2 separate regions of the Homo sapiens genome follow, and region 2 is linked to region 1. Evidence: chromatin loops called from intact Hi-C (ENCODE). Cell type or tissue: GM12878. All regions are shown on one strand. Each heading gives the region's core, and the rest is flanking DNA. Links, peaks and the distances in the headings are about the cores only.

What was found. A loop is a pair of places that touch in the nucleus more often than their neighbours do. Peaks named below come from ENCODE experiments on the same cell type or tissue, not always from the same donor. Only the 100,000 strongest peaks of a DNase experiment are listed, where the experiment ranks them.
Region 2: it touches region 1 in a loop (2.3-fold over the local background); 1 of 110 quality-filtered maps calls a loop at or near these places.

The regions. Positions count from the first base shown.
Region 1 is chr12:42,759,920-42,765,306 of GRCh38, reverse strand. No RefSeq gene overlaps it. Among named protein-coding and RNA genes, the nearest start is that of LINC02450, 70 kb to the right of the region's middle. RefSeq lists a silencer at 2,055-2,144. In GM12878, for the core only: no CTCF peak of the experiment used is centred there; a DNase peak (open chromatin) is centred at 2,076.
Region 2 is chr12:43,208,416-43,213,802 of GRCh38, reverse strand. No RefSeq gene overlaps it. Among named protein-coding and RNA genes, the nearest start is that of LINC02461, 56 kb to the right of the region's middle. In GM12878, for the core only: no CTCF peak of the experiment used is centred there; a DNase peak (open chromatin) is centred at 3,172.

The DNA.
Region 1 (5,387 bases), core at 160-5,159:
GAAAAATTTGAGATTTTTGACAAAGTGGAGTTAAGTAATCATTGCTCTTCATCTTCGTCAGGCTCCAAGAACTCTGGACCAAATCAAAGTTTATAAGAGATGGAGGAGGAAACAAATTCTGTGTTAAATATTCAGGGTCAACTGTTTTAGGATCACGAATTTTTGAGATCCTAAGAAAAGCACATGTCTTTAATTCCTAATTTCTGGACTACTAGATAATTCATGTCCTTAATTTTTTATGTTTACCTTTTTGGCCATTATATTACAATTTCCCTCAGATAATTGCTAAGCAAAAGGAAAGCAACAAAATGAAAACAAATCTCTGTGATACCTTGTTAGCAGCTCTTGTAAAAGTTTAGTTAAGGAAACTGAAGTTCTCAGATCCAATAAGACTTCTGCATAATCTGAAGATGGTCTGTTTGCATGCTCTCCCAGTCCCTTGTTAATATATCTAATCAAAACCTTTGCCTACATCTCTCCAGTATTTAAAGAACAAAAAAAATTCACAAGGAATTTTAACAGCTGAACTCGCAATCTATTCGTAATGTGTACAACACAATTTAATCTAAAAAAGTTGAATTGTTTTATGGAAAGAGCACTAGATTTCTGAGTCAGTAAAGCCGGGTTGGCAGCCCCACCTCTGCTAGGAACTTGACTCTTGATTTTTCATAAGAGAAGATTCAGGTCAAATTTTCTCCACTTTTCACAACTGTCCCAAGTAGAATGAGACACCATCAACTTCAGCACTCCACAAGCACTGTTCCCCTATCACTGGTCTATAGTAACAGTTCGTAAACATACAGATGCCTCTCTATTCACCTCCAACCCTCATCCTCACCACCACCTTCAGTTTCCTTGAGAGCAAAAGTAAATGATTCATTTTTATCTCCTTAGTGATTTGAATGGTTCTTGACACATAGAAGGCCTTCGACAAATGTTCATTGGATAAATGGATGGCCATGAATTCTCGCCTAGTCTTATCCAGTAAGAAGTCTTTGTTTCTCTCTAAATTTCTCCAGGTATCCCTTCAGGACTTCTTGCCCTATAGACTGTATTCTGGTTATTACCTGGATAACAGGTTTTGGGCTTAGACTAGTAGAAAATGAATGCACTAACTTCAAAACATCACTTTAAGGTAACAAATTTCTCTAGATCATTTAAGATGGGTTCTTAAATGAATTGAGCTGTGATTCTCTCACTCCCCAGCAGAACATATGTTGCAAACATCCACAGTCATCTTTCTCATCCCACACATTCTTCTAGAACCTTGCCACTCCCTGTCAAAAAGTGGAATGGATGTTCTTCCCGTTTGAACCTAGGGAGGGCCTTTGTGACTACTTGGAATAACAGAGTACAGGGCAAATGATGCTATGTGACTTCCAAAGTAGTTTTTAATAGGCAACACAGCTTCCACCTGGCTCTCTGCCAGGACACTTGTTCTTACAACCCAGCCACCATTTTGTGAAGAAGCCCAAGCTACATACAGAAGGCCACGTCGGGAGGGAGCCAAGCCCACATCCCTCAATCCCATCCAAGCTTCCAGCCAATCTCCAGTACACATTTGCCAGACACGTGTGTCACCTTGAAGCAGACCCTCCAGCCTTTAGTTAATCTACCCTAGCTGACACTGCATGGAGCAGAGACAAGCTTTCCTTTCTGAGCTCTGCCCGAATTACAGATTCATGAGCAAAATAAATGATTATTGTTGTTTTAAGCAACTAGGTTTTGTTTTGTTTTGTTTTTGAGATGGAATTTCGCTCTTGTTGCCCAGGCTAGAGTGCAATGACATGATCTCGGCTCACCGCAACCTGCACCTCCTGGGTTCAAGCGATTCTCCTGCCTCAGCTTCCCGAGTAGCTGGTATTACAGGCATGCCCCACCATGCCCAGCTAATTTTGTATTTTTAATAGAGATGGGGTTTTCTCCATGTTGGTCAGGCTGGTCTCGAACTCCTGACCTCAGGTGATCCGCCTGCCTCAGCCTCCCAAAGTGCTGGGATTACAGGTGTGAGCCACTGTGCCCGACCACAACTAGGTTTTGAAGTGTTCTGTTACACAGCAAAAAAAGGTAACTGGAACAGTAAGTTTGATGGTAAGAGCAAACCACAGGGCTAATTTTATTTTTCAAGTGATTCAAAATGAAACTCAAAATCTAAATGCATTCAAACACTTCACATCTTAAAAGTATTTGTGATGATTGAAAAAAAAAAACCTGAGTATAGATTTACTTTTTAATGGAGGCTTTGTTATATAAAAGTTATTCCTGTCTTATTTCCTACTATTTGGGGTCTTAAAGTAGTAAACTTTTTAAAATTTTACAAGTCCTTTATTTCTGGATGCTATTCCTCTTTATTTCTATTTATAAACAAGTCAGTGTTTGCCTGGGTTTTATCTCTTATTTTCTAATACTTTTTAACTTCAGCTACTAATAGCCAATACACACTACTACCATTCTGTTTTCCAACCATCTCCCCTAGAGGTATGGGCTACATGGGCACATTGCCTTCCAAGTTATCACAGACAACGTTTTACCAATTGTCTTGTCACTGCATAACATGCTCCTGTTTTTCCTGTCTCTGACATTCATTTCCTCAAATCCCACCTCTTGCCACCTTCCACCAACCTCTAAGCCAATTTCACACCTTTTAGGTTGTCTTAAGGCAGAACAACACTTTGTGTCACAGAATATAAATTATGATAATGCTACCTACATAATAATACTTTTCAGTGGCTTAACCAGTGGTGTGCTGGTAAAATGACTCTCTGCAATAAAAGCCCTGATGTATAGCACTTGCCAACCTCTGTATTGTAAGTGCTCCAATCACACTGATTCCAAGCTATCAACTTGATGTCAACTGGCTTACACAATTCCTGCAAATTTAACAGTCAGCTCTTGCCAGCCAGTGAAAGCCAGATAGTTAATTTAAGCACACTAGTGAGCTGAACCCAGTGTATAAAATCCAATCAACAGTGGGAGGGTCTGAAAAAGGGAGTTTGCTTCAGAGGGACCCAGGGTGATAAAGGCTCTGGCACATACAACACATGGTTTTCAAGGTCATTTGGTGCCAAAATTTATCCAGCAGACAGGGAGGAAGGATGATGGAGGATCCCCAGGGAGGATTTTATAGGCCAGGCCTGGAAGTGATGTACATAACTTTCAGTCACATTCCATTTGCCAAAATCTAGTTTATGACTACTCCTAACCACAAGGAACGGAGGAATGTAGTCTAGTCGTATGTCCTGGTGCAAAGGGAAACAGGTTTATCTAACACCTGTCCAGTCTCTGCCACTGAACCCCAGACCCAAGTTCCAGCCCATCATGGTATCATGAATATCTTATCAAGTCACTCTGCACGGGTCAGTTTTGAGAAGGAAATGATGGCCATCACGGTATAAAGCAAGGCCTAGTGTTGTCAGGAATTATACAGTAATTGTAGCTGCAAGCACTTAAGCAGGCCCAGCTCTGATTGGCATCTTCTACCAGGTTCATGGTAGAGGTAAGTTGTTCAAGTTAAGTAACAGAACCCTAGTTTCCTTATCTGTTTATATGATCTTGAACACCCAGGATGACAAGAAAAACATTGAACTTAGAATGCAGAGGAAGTTTCATAATGAGTTCAAATCTTTAAAGAGAGACAGCTTCAGTTTTAGCAGTCAGGGATTCCTATCCCAACTTTGTCACTGTCAGCCCTAAGTTCCTTATATGAAAGTTGAATAATTATACCTAATTCACAGAATAATGATGAGTAGGTTGGATAATTACTACAAATTGCTGGCACATAGTAGTTACTCAAGAAATGTTATTCCTTCCCCCCTCCCCACCTAACAAGGGACACATTCAGCTAAATTCTAGTAGGCAAGGTTCATTGCTGGTGCTCCTCCACAGAAATTTTTAGCACCTCTACCACTTGACATGATCTATAGCAGAATCTGAAGCTTCCCTCTCTTCTCTTTTCCCAAGAAAATTTCTCTGGCCTTCTCATCTGAGTCATGCTTTGTTCTCTACTAACCAGGTTAATGTGTTTAGTAAATTTTGAACATTCTGGAGACATTGTTGTTGCCAAAATAATTGGGGGAAGAAAGTCAGAGATGCTAAACATCCTGCAATAGCCAGGAATTAGACACAAGAGAAAAATTACCCTGCCCATCGTATCAATAGTGCCTCCCACTGTAAGGAATTTAATGGTGAAAATTAAAAAAAAAAAAAAAAAAAGCTTTATAGTGGGGAAACGGAAAGAAGGACTCTTCTGAGACACCATACAATGGCCGTTCTTCTGCCCCTTAGTTTTTGACTCACGCATCTCCACTAAGGTGATTCTACAAGAGAGAAAGCCTCGCACTTTTCTCCTCCACCAAGTAGCTGGACTGCACTTCACCCCACCCCCACCCCAGGAGTACTGTGACCACTTTTTCTATGCATCTGACCTCATGATCCAAGTACACAAAATAAACTCTGTGGGAATCATCCCAAGGGTTAAAGCCATTTCTTTCCACTTAAAATGGTGATGACTGACCTGGGAAGCAATAATTAAGTCTGAGTATAGATAAACAATAGGCAAGCTTGCACAACCAAATTCCTCATTGCAATCAGGTCAAAGTTAAAACTAATGACAAGCTGTGTCAAAAATAATGACACATAAAAACCTCTCAGTCAAGTGTGTTTAGTTCACAGATAGTCACTTTTAAGCATAAAACAGGTCTCCTATTCATTTGGATGTCATGAAATGGCAAAGTTGATACTGCTTAATGTAGGAAACTATTAGCTGATGCATATTTAGATTTCTGTTTAAAAACCAGAGTGTTAAATATCTTCCCCTAAAGAGACTTTCAAGTTGATCAAAGATACAGGATTGTCCTAATTCTTTTCAAATGCAGACCATCTTTAAAAAGTTAGAGCAGGAAACGTGTCCACGATTAAATAAAGTTAGATCTCTTATGATGCTTGCAATTTAAGATTTTTATCTTTTTGATGGGACTAATCCCAAAGCATTTTATTACTGGGTGAAGTCCCTTTTTCCATAGCATGGGTTCTGAGTCCAAGACCCAACAGGTCACAATTTTGCCTTTTATAATACACTTATATATGATATATAATATAAAATATAATAATATTTATGGAATAAAACTGCTCCAAGGCTGAGCTGAAAAGCACAGAAGGTGCTCAAGTGCTGCACTCCGCCTGCAATCCTGTGCATTCACAGACACTGGGCATCAGGCCTTCTGGCCCCAAACCAAGGAAGTTGCTTAAGAAAGAGCTGGCCCATTCCTGGGGTCATTTAACCTTCACTCCTCAGACAGAGCTTGTTTAAGCATTTTGCTCCTCAGATCCAGATTTTGGTCCCTGGTTCCTGAGGGACCTTTAAACCCCTAGTTTCTTGTCTTACGACC
Region 2 (5,387 bases), core at 326-5,325, 450 kb before region 1:
GACTCTGAGTTTTCTCTCAGCAGCAATGTCTAAACATAATTAATCAGTTGCTTCTCACAGTAAGTGACACTAATTAGTTGCACTCTAATTGCCATGTATGGAGTAATGTTACTCCATTCTAAGTGCTCTGTAGAGTAGCGACATGAGATTCTTAATACATTATCACAGATTTCCACGTAATTACAATTCTTTCCAATGGTGTGAAAGGAAAATATTGTAGGCTATTTCACCAGGAATCAATAAATAACTGATATTGTCACTGTTAGGAAATAGAGTGAGCTCCTTCCTTATCATTAGCATTATGTGATTAGAACTGTGTATATTGTGTGTATATTGTAAGTGCCAAACCTTGGAACTAAGGCATAGGTCCTTTGCTAGCTATGTTCTTGCTGGATGGTTTTCTCTCCCAAAGGAAATTATTCTTAGTTGTTCTGAATTTTATTAAATTTCTGGAATCAGACAGAGAATTGACTTGATCTGACAAATAAAGAAAAGGGAAATATTAACTTCTAATCTGACTTCATTTTAGTTTTTTTGCTTTTGTCTGGTTGTATTCTTTATCCTGTATGTCATATTCTCCTCCCTGGTAGAAGATTAGCTTATACTTTTATATATTTGACATTGTTTTTTATGCTAAAGTACTTGAGTTGCTTGAGCTTCTTTTTAGAGGCTTCTTCCAAGCATTTGTGATTCTAGAAAATTGTTCTTTAAAAACGATTTTAAACTACTGGGGAAAAGAGAAAATGTTCTTGGGCTCTCCTTCAGTTTCAATTCTATAAGATAAAGAACATCATGGGAGATCTAAAGAAAGAAATGTGACAGAGCTGATATAATAGCCAAGAAAAATAGGCCTCTCTTTATAAATTCACTAAACTATTACAAATGAGAGTCAGAATTCAAAATTGTATAACCTTAACTCACTATTTCTTCTCTTCTGACTTCCTTAGTCATATATATTTTAAATTCTGATTTTGTATGGATTCTACTTCCCCTTTCTTTGGAATTATTATCTTTTCATTATATGATTCATTTTGAAGAGATCTTTGTTTCTCCCGGGAGCACATTTGTCCTTTAGTGACTGTTTTGATTCTGGTGTTTAGCAGCTTTTTCTTTGAAGATAATTCTCTCTGTCTCTTTCTGTATTTTCTAAGTCATTTTGGAGGCTTTTACTTTTCTTCACTGCTGAGGTTGACATTATGCGAAACTTTAAGTTTCCTCCAAAAAAAATGCCAAGATCAATCACATACACTGTAAACATAAGAAACATTTCTCCTCCTCCTAGGCATCAGCTATAATGTTGATGTCGCTTTAAAATATGTCACACAATGTATGTTGTAGTGGGGCATGGGAACGGTGATGGTGATGGTAAGTTAAGAGGATGGTGAGAAACGAGGGCATTTTTCTAGGTGAATCCGTTAGCATGAGCACACAGAATACTGGCAGTGATTACAAAAGGGCACAACACTAGCTTTGCTGTAAATATATTCAATTAATAATAGAAATATGAACAGCTGGAAACAGATGCCTGAAGGCACAAAAGCATGAGACATATTTGAAGACAGTATTGCATATTTAAAAAGGAAATACTTAAAGTTAATTTTGGTTTATAAATATTCATTAATAATAAGACTATGAACAGCTGGAAACCTTAATTGTCTTTCCCCCCTACATTTTCAATGATTTTTTTGTCTTTTAAAAATATTTTCAATAATTAAATTTGCAAAGTTTTCAGTCATCTGTATTTCTAATGAAGAGAAGTAAAACAAAAATGCCCAATAAACAAACTTTTACAAACCTCAGGAAATCCTTATAGGGAAATATCCTTATATTATGCCATATTTGTTCTACCTCCCTTCATATAGGGATAGGAACTAGGCAGGATTGTGAGTCTTGGGCAGACTGAGAAGTTTTACAATAGACTTTATAGTATGTGTTTATAATTGAACCACGTGCATGTATTAACTATTCAAAAAAAGATGAAAAATTCATTGATATTATACAATATGCAACGCAAAGGAGAGACTGTGTTAAGGAAAGAAAGTTTTAAATCAGTTGTAAATAATAATAAGAGCAAGACTCCTTGGATGAGTCAAAGTGGTTTCCTAAAGGAGCTTGCCTGGGACTTTGTTAGTGCTAGAATCTTCTTGACCATGTTTTCCCCATCTTGGTGGAGTGGCTGTTAGAGCCCAGAATGGAGATGGAGGATGTGAACGAAGCAAGGCCATCCTAGGTTGAGAAAGAAGTGTCCCAGGATCGAGGCTTCTAATAAAAAAGTAAGAGTCTCTGCTCCACAAAACAGAAAGCAGAGCTGTTTTATGTGTTTGTTTTGTTTTACTAAGCTCTGTGATACCTCCTAGAAACTTCTAAACCAGTTAGTTTAGGATGGAACTAGATGAAACCGATTCATTTACAATGATGATGACCCCTGTATTTATTTTCGTGCTCAAGGCCTAGTTAAATCTGGATCACCAGTTACTAACATGATCTGTGGCAGCACAGAGGAGAGAACAAATTAATTGCAGACCTTAATAGGTTTCAGGATCCGAAAAAGTTCAGAAGCAAAGTCTGAAGCTTCTCAAAGAGATTTTAATTTTCTTTGTACAATGAAGATCTCTTTACCAGGAAGGCAGAGATGATTCAGTTGGGGCAATCTGCTTATTTCTATTTGACCAAACAAGGAGTGTGTGTATGTGACGGGGTCTTGTTTTCCTCTTTTTCTTTCAAAAGCTCTTCATTTGCTCCCTTCTATGAAACTTGCATCCAAATCCTGGTGGAGTATCCTTCTTGGAAAGCCATCTCATCTTATGAGTCACTTTTGCAACTACTTGATTTGGACATGGTTTTCTTATTGCAGATGTGTGGGAATCCCTCATCAAGTTTTCCAGCCATGTTCTCCTCAAAGGAGAGCAATGTTATCACCACCAACCCCAAAAGTGAGGAATAATAATTTATATGTACATGCGTATCTTCAGGGCATATTATTGGCTCTCGATAAAAGGCAAATAGTAATGATAAGCCTTGAAGTTTGACTTTAAAAGACAGCAGACTGCAAACTGCGTGAGCCATTTTGAAAACAGATTCAAAAGAAGAAGTTCTGAACTTTCATTTCCCGTCTGTCGGGTTTCTTTGAAGTGGGAGTTAACCCTGACATGAAACAGCTCCAGAAACTGAGTTATGCCCAGTTGTTTTTGGCCTGATAATTTGACCCTCAGTGATGACTCCCACACATAACTGGGTGTCTTTAATGACTCACTTTTCTCCTCTTAGAGATAGGTCTCCAGACATTTGTGCATTTCCCAGTCTCTGTGTTTCAGCCTCTCTGGAAGAACAAAAGAATAGCTTAATTTAACAAATAAAATCAAATGAATTGTCTGCTCCCTCTCTAAATCAAGCCTTTTTTTTTTCCAGCAGAACCTTCCTTACCTTCTTTGTTCTTGTTTGTAGTAGAGCTCTTCTAATTAAAAATCTTCTATTAAATGAAATAAAGAACTCATCTCCTGGGTGGCAAAAAGCTGAAGGAAGATTTTGCATGAATAACCTAGGAGGAGTAATTCGAAGCTGTTTTTCATTTTTATTGAGGGCAGAATAAGAAAAAAAATGATTTTGTTTGTGAAAACCATGGAATTTGGTAAAATGTCTTTAACATGAAGACTGAAATCTATTTTTATGCAGCTTCACTGAGAACTGAGGTACTGGGGTGGGGATGGAGTGCTGATTTGAAAGGAATCCCAAAACTGCCTTTTTAAAATGTTGCCACAAACACTAGCCTCTAAAAATTCTAATTGCCTCCCGCTTGAAAAAGACTAAACTTCAAAAGTATAACATGATCCTTAGAGAGGACTTATCTCCTGTAAATTATTTTAAATTAGGGTCAAAGTGATTTCCTCCTGGAGAACTAAATTACTCCTTTTTGAAATCAATTTTTATTTTCTTCTGCCATTATTAAAGAGTGAATTTTTAATATAAAAAAGTCAATAAATGTAAAGCTTATATATGAAAGTTATATTTCTACTATGTGCACCAGGAGCTCCATCTTCCCATTTCAGTTTAAAATGCATAAAACATATATATAATTTTAAAAAATGTACATAGTTTTCCTTTTTTTTTTTAACAATCATGCTGACTTTATGGAGCTTTTCTTTTTTTATGTGTATGCTTTATTCTATTTGGCATCAGATGAGAAAATATTACTTACATTTTTATAAGTAAAGAAATTCAGTTTCTCAAGACACAGTTTCTATGTAGTCAAATAAACAAAGTCTAGTGGTCCTATAAAATCTCTGCAAATGCTCCAATTCTACAGTGTTCTGTGCCGTTGGCCACTGAGCCTGAATAAATATTTAAAGGATTCTTCTCCCAGATGGACTATTGGATTTAATGTGGCAGTTGTTACATAATTTTATATATTAACATATTGCTATATGTTTATTAATATATAATCTTTGAATGCACACATTTTTTCTCTCATCAATTGATATATTTTATGTTTGTTTCCCCAATAAGATGATAGATCCCTGAGGTCAAAAGGCCATTGCTTATACTTCTTTCTCTTAGAGAATGTGATATAATGTTGAATAGTAGAAATTGAATAAATACAAAATCAGAATACCTCATGCTCAACCCCTGATTCTGCCCCTTGCTACTATTCAGGTTCTTTGACTATTCCTTTAAAATAAGCATGCATATCTATCTCACAGGGTTGATGAGACGATGTGTGTGAAATGGCTTTGTGAACTTTAAAGTTCTATACAAATATTTGGTTGACCCTCAGAGGGTGAGTACTGGTCAGCTGGATGAAAGCTTTGGAGATGGAGAAGAGAGAAAGCCAGACAGCACATGAAAGAGAGGGAAGGGGACCAACTTCAGCTCACAGTCCTTAGTGTTTTCTGGGCAATTCTTTCAGAGCTAAGTCATTCTCTGATGTTCATGCTGCTCCTCTGGCCTCTGCTTGAAATAACATCTCTTTGTCTCCATGGGCCAATGCCATTGGCAGGTTACTGTCGGTCAGTCTCCTCGAAAATTTTCTCCCCAGGAAGTTTTCAGGCTCAATGCTTTGCAACCATGCATGACTCCTTCTTGACTCTTCTCCATCCTCATGCATAAGCAGTGCTGTTGCTCATTGCTCATTTGAGAATTGTTGGAAGCTATTCCTTCCTTTCTGTTCTCATAATCGCCATCTTAGTCCTAGCTCTTGCTCCTTTGTATAGAGAATGGGAGAGACTCCAGAGGACCAGAGATAGGCAAGTGTCCTCCAGATAAGTAGAAAGGTTCAGAAACGATAGTTTGATGACTTTATTTGCAACTCCGCCCCACAGTTTTAGCATTTATTATTAAAAAATTAGTCAGTCACCACCTAAAAGGAGATATGATCTCATTTACTTCCTAAC